Regions from separate parts of the Homo sapiens genome. Here region 2 is linked to region 1. The links are chromatin loops, found by intact Hi-C in ENCODE. Cell type or tissue: OCI-LY7. All regions are shown on one strand. Each heading gives the region's core, and the rest is flanking DNA. Links, peaks and the distances in the headings are about the cores only. Region 1 has its middle 22 kb from the start of TRI-GAT1-1. Region 2 has its middle 100 kb from the start of ARSF.

What was found. A loop is a pair of places that touch in the nucleus more often than their neighbours do. Peaks named below come from ENCODE experiments on the same cell type or tissue, not always from the same donor. Only the 100,000 strongest peaks of a DNase experiment are listed, where the experiment ranks them.
Region 2: it touches region 1 in a loop (14-fold over the local background); 1 of 110 quality-filtered maps calls a loop at or near these places.

The regions. Positions count from the first base shown.
Region 1 is chrX:3,812,902-3,819,203 of GRCh38, reverse strand. It overlaps the pseudogene LOC389906. Among named protein-coding and RNA genes, the nearest start is that of TRI-GAT1-1, 22 kb to the left of the region's middle. RefSeq lists silencers at 2,696-2,835, 3,126-3,605, 3,966-4,045, 4,476-4,645 and an enhancer at 4,246-4,295. In OCI-LY7, for the core only: a CTCF peak has its summit at 2,569 (motif pointing left); DNase peaks (open chromatin) are centred at 2,733 and 3,483; H3K4me3 peaks cover 1,573 bases; H3K27ac peaks cover 1,489 bases.
Region 2 is chrX:3,140,038-3,147,126 of GRCh38, reverse strand. No RefSeq gene overlaps it. Among named protein-coding and RNA genes, the nearest start is that of ARSF, 100 kb to the right of the region's middle. In OCI-LY7, for the core only: no CTCF peak of the experiment used is centred there; DNase peaks (open chromatin) are centred at 3,896 and 4,346; H3K4me3 peaks cover 1,400 bases; H3K27ac peaks cover 1,616 bases.

The sequences.
Region 1 (6,302 bases), core at 1,043-3,542:
ATGTGGCAAAGCTCTGTGTATATTAAAAATGTATTGAGTCCGGGCACGGTGGCTCACGCCTATAATCTCTGCACTTTGGGAGGTTGAGGCAGGTGATCACTTGAGGTTAGGAGTTCAAGACCAGCCTGGACAACATGGTGAAACCCCATCTCTATTAAAAAGAAAAAAAAAATTAGCCGGGCATGGCGGCAGGAGACTATAATCCCAGCTATTTGGGAGATTGAACCCAGAAAGCGGAGGTTGCAGTGAGCCAAGATCACTTCACTGCACTCCAGCCTGGGCGACAGAGTGAGACTCTGTCTCAAAAAAAAGAAAAAAAAAAAGCATTGAAACATGCGACATCCACCTTTTTGTAATAGTTCCCATAGCCTACACAAATGCATATGAAATGCTTAATATTTTGCTTGCACTATTCTTTTCTGCTGGAAGGGTGGTTCTGACTAAAAAATTTTACTTTCCCATTCTTTGCTTTTTCATTAATGCTATTTTCTTTGCTCCAGGGTTATAGAGTGGAAAGTCCCACAATCTTTTTCTTCTCTATTTTCAGGTAGATGCATTTTATTACTATATTCTATCTATCCATTTATTCCATCTATCTATTCCATTTATCATCTACCTACCTATTATTATCTATCATCTATGTATTCCATCTACCTGTCATTGATCTATCTATCATCTACCAATCTACATTTTTGTCTTGTAGAAAAACGTTGACCTCTTGGCGAGAATGCAAAGAAGGGAACGCTTGCTTATACGCTGTTGGTGAGAATGTAAAATTGTACAATCTCTATAGAAAACAGTATGTAGATTTCTCAGAGAACTAAAAATAGATCTACCCTTTGACCCAGCAACTCCAGTAATGGTTATCTACCCAAAGGAAAGAAATTATCAGAATAGACACCTACACTTATATTTTTATTACAGCACAATTCACAATAGCAAAATCATGGAATGAACCTGAATGTTCATTGGATGAAGAAAATGTGGTATACACACACCAAGGAATACTATGCATCTATAAAAAAGAATGAAACTATATCTTTTGCAGCAACATAAATGGAGCTGCGGGTCAATATCCTAAGTGAAATAACTCAAACAGAAAATCAAATACCACATGTCCTCGCTTATAAGTGGGAGTTAAAAAAAATGGGTACACATGGACCTATAGAATGACATTAACAGACACAGGACACCTTAAAAAGGGGGAAGGTGGGAGGGGATGAGGGTGGAAAAATTACCTATCTGGTATTATGTTCACTGTTTGGGGGTTAGAAGGCCAATCCCCACCGCTAGGCAATATATCCACGTAACAAACCTGCACCCTTATGCCCTGAATCTATTTGTTTTTCAACATTGACTTCCATGGTCACTATTTGTGAAATCACTCCTCATGAACCAGGACTTGCATGTTTTTTTGTTTCTCAGGTGAACTGTCACCCCTACAACTCAGCTTGCAACCAGCCCTGGCCACCAGTTTCCCCACACTGAGCTGAATATCGGACATGCCCATCTCAGACATTCCAGCCCATTCTGAAATTCCACATCGATTCACCTGACAAAGTCTGAAGTTCCAGGGCAATTTATCTGGAAAAGCTTACCTGGAATCACGTGTCATTTCAACCAACAACTGTTGAAGAGGACGTGGCATTAAAACCAAGGGTATCAATTATTTATAAGGGCTGTGTGCTGGTTGGTCCAAGCATCTCTCCTTCACGCCATCACTCCTTTCAAGAGCTGCCTCTGTTTTCTAATTTAGCACAGGAATTTAGATGCCCCTAAATAAGTAGGCATCCAGTATCTGCCCACACCAGTTTTAGTGAGAGTACATATGGAGACACTACCACCACCCCTGCTCTCCTACTGCATACCCCACCATGCCAAAGCATGGTGGCTCACACCTGTAATCCCAGTGCTTTGGGAGGCCAAAGAGGAGGAACACTTGAGATCAGAGGTCTGAGACGAGCCTGGGCAACATAGTGAAACCTCATTTCTACAAATAAGTTAAAATATATATATGTAGGGCATAGTGGCACACACCTGTGGTTTCAGCTTTTCAGCAAGCTGAGGCCGGAAGATCACTTGAGCCCAGGAGTTTGAGGATGCAGTGAGCTAGGATTATGCCACTGCACTGTAGCCTGGGCAGCGGAGAGACCCCATCTCTAAAAAGAGGAGAAGGAGGGAAAATACTTCTCCTTCTCAGACCCAAAGTAAAAAGGTTTCTGGTCTCACACTGACCAGAAAAACATTGATATTTACTTAAGCAATATTAAAAGGGTCACTGCTTTAGAACAGGATTAAAGAGAAAGTAAAATCAACATTGAGATAGGAGGACAGAGGCCATCAACTGAGTTCTGATCCCAATGAAGACGAGAAAAGGCTACAACTATCTAGGTTAAATATCTACTTGTCCTAGAAAAAGCCTTTTGGCAGCAACATAAAATTCATACCTCTTAGTTTTTAAATTCCTATGGATGCTGAAGCAAATAACCACAATTTGGGTGGCTGAAAGTAACAGAAGTTTATTCTTTCCAGTATTGGAAACCAGGAATCTGAGATCAAGTTGTGGGCAGGGCTGGACTCCCCCTGGAGGCTCTAGGGGGTGTTCCTTCCTGCCTCTTCCAGTTCTTGGTGGCTCCAGGTGACGCTGTCATAGGACAAAGGGCCCCGGGTGCCGACCTCCTCAGCCGCAGCGGGGCAGGGCCCTCCACAGGAGGTCGGCACCCGGGGCCCTTTGTCCTATGACAGCGTCACCTGGAGCCACCAAGAACTCCGCGCAGGGCTACCCCTGCGTCCTGGGTCTCCCCGGGGGGCGCTCGAGGAGGTGGAGCTTCCCCCGCAGCCCCGGGGAGTCTCCCCGACCGGCCAGGTGCCTTCCCTGGAAGGCTGACGGCTCCTCTAGGAGGCCGCCCTCCACCACTAGCACACACCACCCCCAGGACTGGGCCGCCCAATGTCACAAAACCTCCTGTGGGTCACCTCGCCTGGGGGACCTCGTGCGCCCTCCCAGGCAGCGACCGCAGGGACACGGGCCTCCATTTGCCCAGCGGCAGGGTTCTAGGCGTGGAATGTACACATTGCTCCCAGTTCGCCCGCCCCCTCCGGCTCGGAGCCCGAGAGCCGCCTGCTCTCATTTCAAATCGGATAATAGGGACGCTGAGAATAACTACGACCAGCACCGCGAAGGCGCCCCTCTCGTGGGTCAGAGGTCGGCGCCCCCGCTCCGCAAGCCCCCATCACCTGCCCGGGGACCCCCGGTGGCCTCAGGCCTCCAGGCCCACCCCGGAGCCCCCTATTGGCCCCTAGGCCCGCCCCGAGGCCTGCGGCGCAGCTTTGCCGACGGGGAGCGCCTGCAGGCCACAAGGCTGCACGAATGCCCCCGCCCGCCGCCCCGACCACCGTCCTGAGGCCAGCGGGGCCTCTCATCCGGCTGCAAGGGCTGTGCGGCTCCGCGGCTGCGTTTCCCGGCCCCAGCGGGAAGGCGACGGCGGAGCGGACTCCGAGCCCAGCCGAGCTGTGAGGGCCGACGGGAGGCGAGCCCGCCCCTCGGGTGCGCCCATGGTTTAGGCGAGAGCCGCGGCACCCGCTGCGGGCGCTACTGAGGGGCGTCTGGCTGCGGGTTCGGCGGCGGCGCCTCTCCGGCAAGAGCCCTTGGTCCATTGTGCGCTTCTCTCTTTTTTTTTGGAGACGGAGTCTTGCTCTGTCGCCCAGGCTGGAGTGCAGTGGCGCGATCTCGGCTCACTGCAAGCTCTGCCTCCCGGGTTCATGCCATTCTCCTGCCTCAACCTCCCGAGTAGCTGGGACCATAGGCGCCCGCCACCATGCCCGGCTAATTTTTTGTAGTTTTAGTAGAGACGGGGTTTCACCGTGTTAGCCAGGATGGTCTCGATCTCCTGACCTTGTGATCCGCCCGCCTGAGCCTCCCAAAGTGCTGGGATTACAGGCGTGAGCCACCGCGCCCTGCCTATTGTGCGCTTCTCAGGGAGGCTTCTGCCTCCAGGACCCAGCGGCTGCTGCGGCGGACGTCAGCCGCGTAACCCGTTCCCGCGCAGTGGCCCGCCGTTTCCGCCACCGCCATTGACCCGCCCCGGCCTGGTGCTGTGCATGTCATGGTGTCGGAAGGAAGTACGCCAATGGGGTAAAGGGGTCAGACGGCATTGACAGCCTCTGCGATGGCCCTGAGGCGGGACTAGGAGGACGTTCCCGGTAGCGATTGGACAGGATCTTTCGTAAGGGCGCCTGCGACACTGGAAGTAACGAGCAACTGGATTGGCTGCCTCCATCGCAAAGTGGGTGGGTCTTGCATCCTCGGGCCTAACGATTGGTCTTTCCAAGTGCGGGAAGCGGCAAGCATATGGTCTGGAAACATTTGGTATCGAGACGCTGCCAGCCATAACGTCCGTCTCCCGGGCCGGAGAGGCCCGTGACCGCCGCATACCCATGGTCTCTTGCTTCTCCTCGGGCATCTCTGGCCACGTCCGCACCAGCCCCCGAAAGGCCCGGCTCTTGGCCGCGCTGTCCTGGTGCGGCGGTGAGGGGAGGGGACCGGGGCCTCGGGGCGGGTGGCGGCCGTAGCGCGAGAGCCCTGTGCCTTGCGCTCAGAGGCTGAGCTGCGTGAGGGAGGCCAAGCCCCCGCGAGCGGCAGCCCCTGCCTTGCTAGTTCCCCAACACGCGAAAAAGGTAGATGAGAACTGGTGCGGGGATAGGTTTGGGTGGGGTTTACTTGGCACCACCCAATTTCTAAATCGGTCATATTTTCTGAGTAGTTCTACCAACAAAGGTCAAGCTGGAGCCAAGTGCTGTAATCCCAGCACTTTGGGAGGCCCAGGCGAGAGGATACATTGAGGCCAAGAGTTCGAGACCAGCCTGGGCAACATAGCAAGACTGTCTCTACAAAGTTTTTGATTTTTTTTTTCTTTTTTTTTTTTTTTGAGACGGAGTCTCCCTCTATCACCCAGGCTGGAGTGCAGTGGCACAATCTCGGCTCACTGCAACCTCTGCCTCCCGGGTTCAAGCGATTCTCCTGCCTCAGCCTCCCGAGTACCTGGGACTACAGGCGCCCTCTACCACGCCTGGTTAATTTTTGTATATATAGCAGAGACGGGGTTTCACCATGTTGGCCAGGCTGGTCTTTAACTCCTGACCTCAGTGATCTGCCTGCCTCGGCCTCCCAAAGTTCTGGGATTACAGGCATGAGCCACCGCACCCAGCCGCAAAAAGTTTTAAAATTACCTGGGCATGGTGGTGCGTGCTGGTAGACCCGACTACTTGGGAGACTGAGACGGGAGGATTGCTTGAGGCCAGGAATTTGAGACCAGCCTGGGCAACATAAGGAGACTCTGTATCTAGAAAACATATATATATTAGCTAGGTGTAGTGGTGTACGCCTGTGGTCCCAGCCACTCAGGAGGCTGAGGTAGGAGGATCGCTTGAGCCCAGGAGGTCCAGGATGCAGTGAGCTATGATCGCACCACTGCACTCTTTGCTGGGCCAGAGCGAGACCCTGTCTTCAAGAAAATAAAAGGATACAGCCACACACAGAGGGATGACCATGTGAGGACACAGGGAGGATCGCTTCAGCCTGGGAAGTGGAGGCTGCAGTGAGCTATGATCACGCCACTGCACTTCCCAGGCTCAAGCGATCCTCCCGCCTCAGCCCCCCGAGTAGGTGGGGCCACAGGTTTGTGCCACCATTCCGGGCTAATTATTTGTAGAAATGAAGACTTCCTATGGTGCTCAGGCTGGTCTTAAACTCCTGAGCTCCCGTGATCCTCCTGCCTTGGCCTCCCAAAGTGCTGGTACTATAGGCATGAGCAACTATGCCTGGACCAATTCTTAACTGGTGACTTGACTTGTTTATTAGTTAATCTGTCTCACTCAGCTTCCTTCAAATGCTGAGCCTCCGTCCTCTTGCTAAGCTCTTTTAAGAACGTTGTGTACCATGTCAACCTGTTCTAAATATTTGAGGAGAGAAAGTTCTAGAATTCACGTCCCCACCAACTTTCTTTTTTTCTTTAAAAAAAAAATTTTAAGAGACATGGTCTTGCTCTGTTGCCTGGGCTGGAGTGTGGTGGTGCAATCATAGCTCACTGTAGCCTTGACCTCCTGGGCTCAGGTGATCCTCCTACCTCAGTCTCCCAAGTAGCTGGGACCACAAGCATGCATAACCACACCCAGCCAATTTTTGTTTGTTTACTTTTTGTAGCAGAGAGGTCTCGATCTCCTGGCTTCACATGATCCTCCCGCCTCAGCCTCCCAAAGCACTAGTATTACAGGCATGAGCCACCGTGTGTGGCCACCACTGA
Region 2 (7,089 bases), core at 2,435-4,934, 670 kb after region 1:
ATGCTTCATGGAAGTTTTTACAATTTGTGAACACTCATCCTTAAAAAGAAGAAAAGGCAGTTTCAAAAATTAAAAGGGAAAAAGAGACATTCCTCCTACCTCACCACCCCACAGAAACGTGAAAAGGTGTAACAACAAAACTAAAATCCTGAGACTAGCAAATTTTTTCTTACTTGGAAATCCCATTAGAGCTTATACCACGAAAAGTCCTAACATGCATATTCCCATATGGTTGGGAGAAAACAGCCTCACCCCTCACAAGGTGGAAACCATTAGTGCTAAGGACAGAAACATAAGTCGTGGGAAAAGGGACCTGTGGCAATTTGTGCCAGAGAACAAAAGAGATTTCTTCTTAGAGCTTGTCCACAGGCTCTTAGAACTCTAGACATCCTTGCCAGGTGTGGTGGCTCATGCCTGTAATCCCAGCACTTCGGGAGGCTGAGGCAGGAGGATCACTTAAGGCCAGGAGTTCAAGAACAGCCTGGACAACATAGCAAGGTCTTATCTATACAAAAAAAATACAAAAATTAGCTGGGCGTAGTGGCATATACCTGTAGTCCCAGCTACTTGGGAGGTTGAGGTGGGAGGATTGCTTGAGCCCAGGAGGTTGAAGCTGCAGTGAGCTATGATTGTCCAGCCTGGGTGACAGAGTGAGACCCTGTCTTAAGAAGAAGAAGGATGAGGAAGAGGAGGAGGGAGAGGAGGAGGAGGAGGAGGAGGAGAAGAAGAAGAAGAAGAAGAAGAAGAAGAAGAAGAAGAAGAAGAAGAAGAAGAAGAAGAAGAAGAGGAAGAAAAAGAAGAAGAAGGAAGAGGGAGGAGGAGGAGGAGGAGAGAGGAAAAGGAGAGGGAGGAGAAGAGAAGAAGAAATGTGAACATTCTCATGCATGGTTACCAAAGGCAGAAGAATCCTTCTCTTTCTTTCTTTCTTTCTTTCTTTTTCTTTTGTGGAAAAACAAATGTAATTCAGGAGACAGCAGAGGGAAAAGGCACAGAAGTGAAGTGAAGCCGGCAATTTCTGCTTAGAGCTGTTTTCCACTGTCCCCTCTTCAGAGACTCAACACTCTCTGCTCCCTTTCTCCCCCATGAATGTTCATGACACCTGGGGCTGGGGTTGAGAGTCTTTGTTTTCCTTCCCTCCTGCTGGCCTCAGACTATCACAGATGCTGGGAAACTTTGATCTGCTGAATCCTGTTCCTCCTAGGAAGCCACTCTGGGGTCTGCATAAACACTCCTATGACCTCCAAAGCTCCCGTCCCACTGAGCTGTCCATGAGTCGTCCAGGGGGTCAGTGGGTCAGCTCCCTTGTGTGCATGGCATGGGGGAGGGGGAGCCAGAGGTCCCCTTCAACCTCCTTTAGCTCTTAGTGAGCTCTGTAGCTGCAACTAGAAACCAAGTCGATGCTAGGCAGATTAACAAAGGAAAACATACAGATTTTGTTCATTTTCCACGGACCATGGGGATCTTCCTAAGCGTGATGTTCAAAGAGGTGACCAAACCAAGATGCTTTTATGCTTTTTAAACAAAGAATGACAAATTTGAGAAGAAATGAAAAACAAAGGGGATCTGGCTAGGGGCAGTGAATTTCTGGGAAAGTCACAAGGAGATATATAGGAGGGGTTAAACTAGTGGGAAGTGCATTTGTTGAGGTCCACTGCAGGTTCCAAAGCCCAGTCTCTGGTGATGAGAGCTATTTTCTCACCCTGGTACGGGGAGGAGTCCCCTCCCAAAGGAATCTTTATGGCTTGCTGCCTACAGGAAGAAACAGGTCGGCTAGCACTTTCTGAAACTACAATTTCTCTAGTGTTTTCAACTCAAAATATGCAAGATACCAATCCAGCATATTTTGGGAAGGCACATCCTTCACTCCTTCAACAGCCCAAATAGGTAATCACATCCTAGGGTATATATGAGCCACCCTGGTGATGTCTAGAAATCTCAATTGCTAGAAGAAATGGGAACTCTTTGCAGACTTTAATGGAAAAGGAGAGGTGAGCGGGAGAGAGGAAGACAGAGAGAGACAGAGAGAGAATAAGAAAAATGAGAGACAGAGAGAAGAGAGAGGGAAAAGAAGAGAAAGAGAAAGAGAGAGGAAGACAAGAGAGGAAAAGAAAAGGAGGAGAAAGAGAAGAAGAAAGAAGGAGAAGAAAGGAGGAAGAGGAGGAGATGGGGAAGAAAAGGAGAAGGACAGAGGGGAAAGAAAGAGTAAGGAAGTCAGAAAGGAGAGAAAAAGTGGAGAGAGAGAGAAGAGAATATGAGAAACAAAGTTAGAGACAGAGAGAGAAGAGAGAGGATAGGAAGAAGAGAGGGAGAGAGAGAGAGAGAGAGAGAGACCAGGGAGAAAAGAGAAGCAGAGAGAGAGAAGAAAGAAAGTAAGGAGAGACAAGGGAGGAAGACAGGTAGAGAAAAGAGAGGGAAAAAGGAAGGGGGGAAGGAAAAGGGGGGAATGTGTATGAGAGAGAGAGAAAGAAAAGGAGAGAGAGAGAGAGCACGCACAAATACCTGGGGTAGCTATACTTAAAAAGCCAACGGGCCCAGGATGAGAGAGAAAACAAATCCTTGTGTTCCATCAGGTACAGGTTTTTTCTCTCTTCCCAAAAACGTCATTATTTTTCTCACCCCTGACTCACAGGAATGTCAATGAAAAGAGTCAAAGTCTGTAAAATATTTGAAGAGATTTATTTTGAACAAATATTGTTACAGGAAAGGGGTCCAGGAAACAGACCCCAAGAGAGGGTTCTTGGATCTGGCGCAAGAAAGAATTCGGGGCGAGTCTATAGAGTAAAGTGAAAGCAAGTTTATTACGAAAGTAAAGGAACAAAAGAACGGCTACTCCATAGACAAGAATAGCCCTGAGGGCTGCTGGTTGCCCATTTTTATGGTTATTTCTTGATGATATGCTAAACAAGGGGTGGATTATTCCTGTCTCCTCTTTTTCCACTGTATGGGGTAACTACCTGACGTTGCCATGGCATTTGTAAACTGTCATGGCGCTGGTAGGAGTGTAGCAGTGAGGACGATCAGACATCACTTTACTCGCCATCTTGAGTATCTCAGTCCCACTCTGACCCAAGGCACGGTAGAAATTAGAAACCCTCCTCCCCAAGGCGAGTCCTAGAAACAAGACCCCCTTTTCCCCAAAGCCAAGCATAAAACCTAAAAATATAACTCTAATTCCCTCCACCTGCCTTTCCAAGTAAAAACTGGCCATAAAGAAATGATCTGAGGGTCAGGAACAGTGGCTTATGCCTGTAATTCCTGCATTTTGGGAGGCCAAGGCTGGAGGATCCCTTGAGTCAGGAGTTCGAGACCAACATGGGCCACTACCTTTTTCTCTCCTGTAAGGGACAAACTTTCTGTTCCTCCCCTGTGCAGGACACACTTCCTGTGTCCCCCTGTGAAGGACACATTTTCTGTTCCTCCCCTGTGCAGAATACACTTTCTATTTCTCTTCTGTAAAAAACAAATTTCCTCTTTCTCCCCTGTATGGCATACACTTCCTGTTTCTTTTCTGTGCAGGACACACTTCTTGTGACTCCCATGTGCAGGAGAAACATCCTGTTTATCCTCTGTGCAAGACACACTTCCCGTTCCTGCCCTGTGCAGGACACACGTTCCGTGTCTCCCCTTGCAGGACACACTTCCTGTTCCTCCCCTGTGGAACATACACTTTCTGTTCCTTCCCTCTGCAGGACAGACTTCTTGTTACTCTCCTAAGGCAGACACACTTTCTGTTCCTTCCCTCTGCAGGACAGACTTCTTGTTACTCTCCTGAGACAGACACACTTCCTGTACCTCCCCTGTGCAAGACACACTTCCTGTGTCTTTCCTGTGAAGGACTCACTTCCTGTTACTCTCCTGAGACACACTTCTTGGTCCCACTCTGTGCAGGACACACTTCCTGTATCTCCCCTGTGAAGGATACACTTCCTGTTCCTCCTCTGTGCAGGACACACTTCCTGTGTCTCCCGTGTGAAGGACACACTTCCTTATCTCCCCTGTGCAGGACACACTTCCTGTTACTCTCATGAGACTCACTCTTCCTGTTTCTCCCCTGTGTAGGATGCACTTTTTGTGTCTCTCCTGTGCATGACAAATTTCCTGTTCTTTCCCTGTGCAGGACACACCTCCTGCACTTCGTTTTTGCAGGACACACTTCTTACTCCTATCAGTGAAGCACACACTTTCTGTTCCTCTCCTGTACAGGACACACCTTCTGTTCATCCTTTGTTCAGGACACACTTCCTATACCTCCCCTTTTCAGGAAACACTTCCTGTGTCTCCCCTGCACTGGACACATTTCCTGTGTCGCCCTTGTGCAGGACACACTTCCTATTTCTCCCCTGTGCAGCACACACTTTCTGTTCCTCTCTTGTGCAGGATACACTTCTTGTTTCTCCCTGTACAGAACACACTTCCTGTTCCTCCTCTTTGTGAGACACGCTTCCTGTGTCTCTTCTTCGCAGGACACACTTACTGTTCCTACCCTGTGCAGCACACAATTTCTATTCTTGTCCTGTGCAGGACACACTTCCTGTTACTCTCCTGAGAAAGACACACTTCCTTTTTCACCCTTGTCTTTCTTTTTCTTTCTTTTTTTTCTCTGTCTGTCCTCTTTCCTTCTATTTTTTTCCTTTCTTTCTTTTTCTTTTCTTTCTTTCTTTTTCTTTCTCTCCTTTCTTTGTCTTTTTCCCTCCTTCCTCTTCCTCCCCCACCTCCTCCTCCTTCTTCTTCCTCCTCCTCCTCCTTCTTCTTCTTCTCCTTTCTTCTTCTTTCTTCTCTTTCTTTCTTTTTTGTCTCTCCTTTCTTTGTTATTTTTTGCTTGTTTCTTTCTTTCCTGTCTTTGTTTCTTTCCTTTCTTTTCTTTTCTTTTTTTTTTTTTTGTAGAGACAGGGTCTCACTATATTGCCCTGGCTGATCTTGAACTCCTGGGCTCACGTAATCCTCCTGCCTTGGCTTCCCAAAGTGCTGGGACTATAGGTGTGAGCCACCGTGCCTGTCCCATCTTTGTTATCGATCTTTGTAGCCACAGATAATTATTTCAAAACAATTAAGTAATACTTCTCTTACAAAAAATCTTTGTCTTCCTTCCCCCACCAAATATGCACATAGTTTCCTATGGCATGCGAATTTCCACTGCAATGCTACATTCCCAAATAAATATCTTTTCTTTTACAGAGGCTTTCTCTGTTACTTAGGGTGACACCAGTTTATTTCAGCACACTTAAATATTAAAACTTTAGGCATTTTTTTCAATTGATGGCCTGATTCAAATCAGCATAACCTGTTTGTCAAGAAATCCTGGTTAACAATTCTAAAAATCGATAAAGGTGGTGTTCAAAGTTATTAATAAACTTAAGAAAACATCCAAGAATGATAGACTTTTGTACACTTTGGAAAAAGAAAACTCTGCAGAAAAAATAAGTTTTAAGACATTTTGTTCCCTATTTGACATGTATGTCTCAATATTGATTCATTTGCATAACAAAGTTTAATTCTTAACTAATAACAGTGGAGGGAATTATCGTGGGATTTATCAACATACTTACACTAGTTATAAAAATTGTGTCGGGATTTTTTTCTGTCTTTACAGCATTTAGATGAGGAGAGGCTCAAAGAAACCGACAAAAATAAATGTCTCTCTTTTGGAAGTGATTTTAAAAAACTACACCCACCATGATGATATGATTCAATGCATTTGGAACCTACAATTCATACTGGATAATTAATCCACTTGCAATGAATATGAACAATGTCATATGTTTTTATAGGATGAGCTTAATGAGCTGGAAAAGAAATGACTTTGAGGCACAGTACAATTCAATCAATCTAATTAGAAAAGTTTTGGAACAAGTTAACTTTTATTTCTAGTCTATGGAGACTAGCAGGATGACTCGCACGGATTTTCTGGCTAAATTTTTGGCAGTGCAGGAGATCTGGGCAGCAGGGATGACGGAATTCAAGAGCACATTAGTTAACAGTCTTTACAAATGAAAACCCCAGTCTTTGTTGAGAATCCAAAATGGTAATCATGTGTGCATTTTAGCACTGTTGTTTTCTACCCTCACTCTCAGCAATGCCTGGAGGTTACCCTCATGTCTTTGGATAGTTTCTTATTGCCATTTTATTTTTCCCACCCACCCTTCATCTCCTATTGCCTATGGAAGCATTTGGTGACCATTAGACACCAGAAGTGGGCAATTGCAAAACAGGTGATGTCGTTGTTTTTTGTTGACCTTCACATCCACATTTCCATTATCATCACACAGCAACTTACCTTGATTGTCTGCATATTATGAGGACCACCCCCAAGCTAACAACTTTCTCTGCTTTATTTTAATCTGTCTTCACCACCTGTAAACTTTTTGGCATACTATGGCTATTTCAATTAAGTGGATGCTCCTTTTTGCTATCCTATACAAATATTTTTCTTCTGCATTTTTTCGTTTTGTTTTTTGTTTTGTTGAGAGTCTCCCTCTGTCAGCCAGGCTGGAGTGCAGTGGTGCAATCTTGGCTCACTGCAGCATCAACTTCCCAAGCTCAGAAGATCCTCCCACCTCAGCCTCACGACTATCCAGGACCACAGGTATGTGTCACCATGCCCAGCTAATTTTTTTGCATTTTTTGTAGAGACGGTGTTTCACCATGTTGCCCGGGCTGGTCTCAAACTCCTGGGCTCAAGCAATCTTCTCGCCTTGGCCTCCCAAAGTGCTGGGATTACAGGCAAGAGCCACCGTGCCAGGTCTGCATTTTTTCATTCTAGTCCTTGCTTTTATTGAAGTGTCCACCCTACTCCTCTTGTGTTTGTGTGAATGTATGTGCGTGTGCATGTGTGTGTGTGTGTGTGTGTGTGTTGTACTTCCTGCATGAATGTCTTCTGTCTGAACTCCTCCTCCCTTCCTGTCTTTGGCACCTCATTCTCCCCCAAGAAATTAGAATTTCTCCATAGCAGTTAAATTTTCCCCATAGAAACTAGAATTTCTTTTTTTTCAAGGTGGATCATAGAATCCAGAACCTCTTTTCTTCATGACCAGCTGTAAGAACTAAAAATATTACTGTGTGTGCCTTTCTCGGTAAAAACTGGCTCATCTC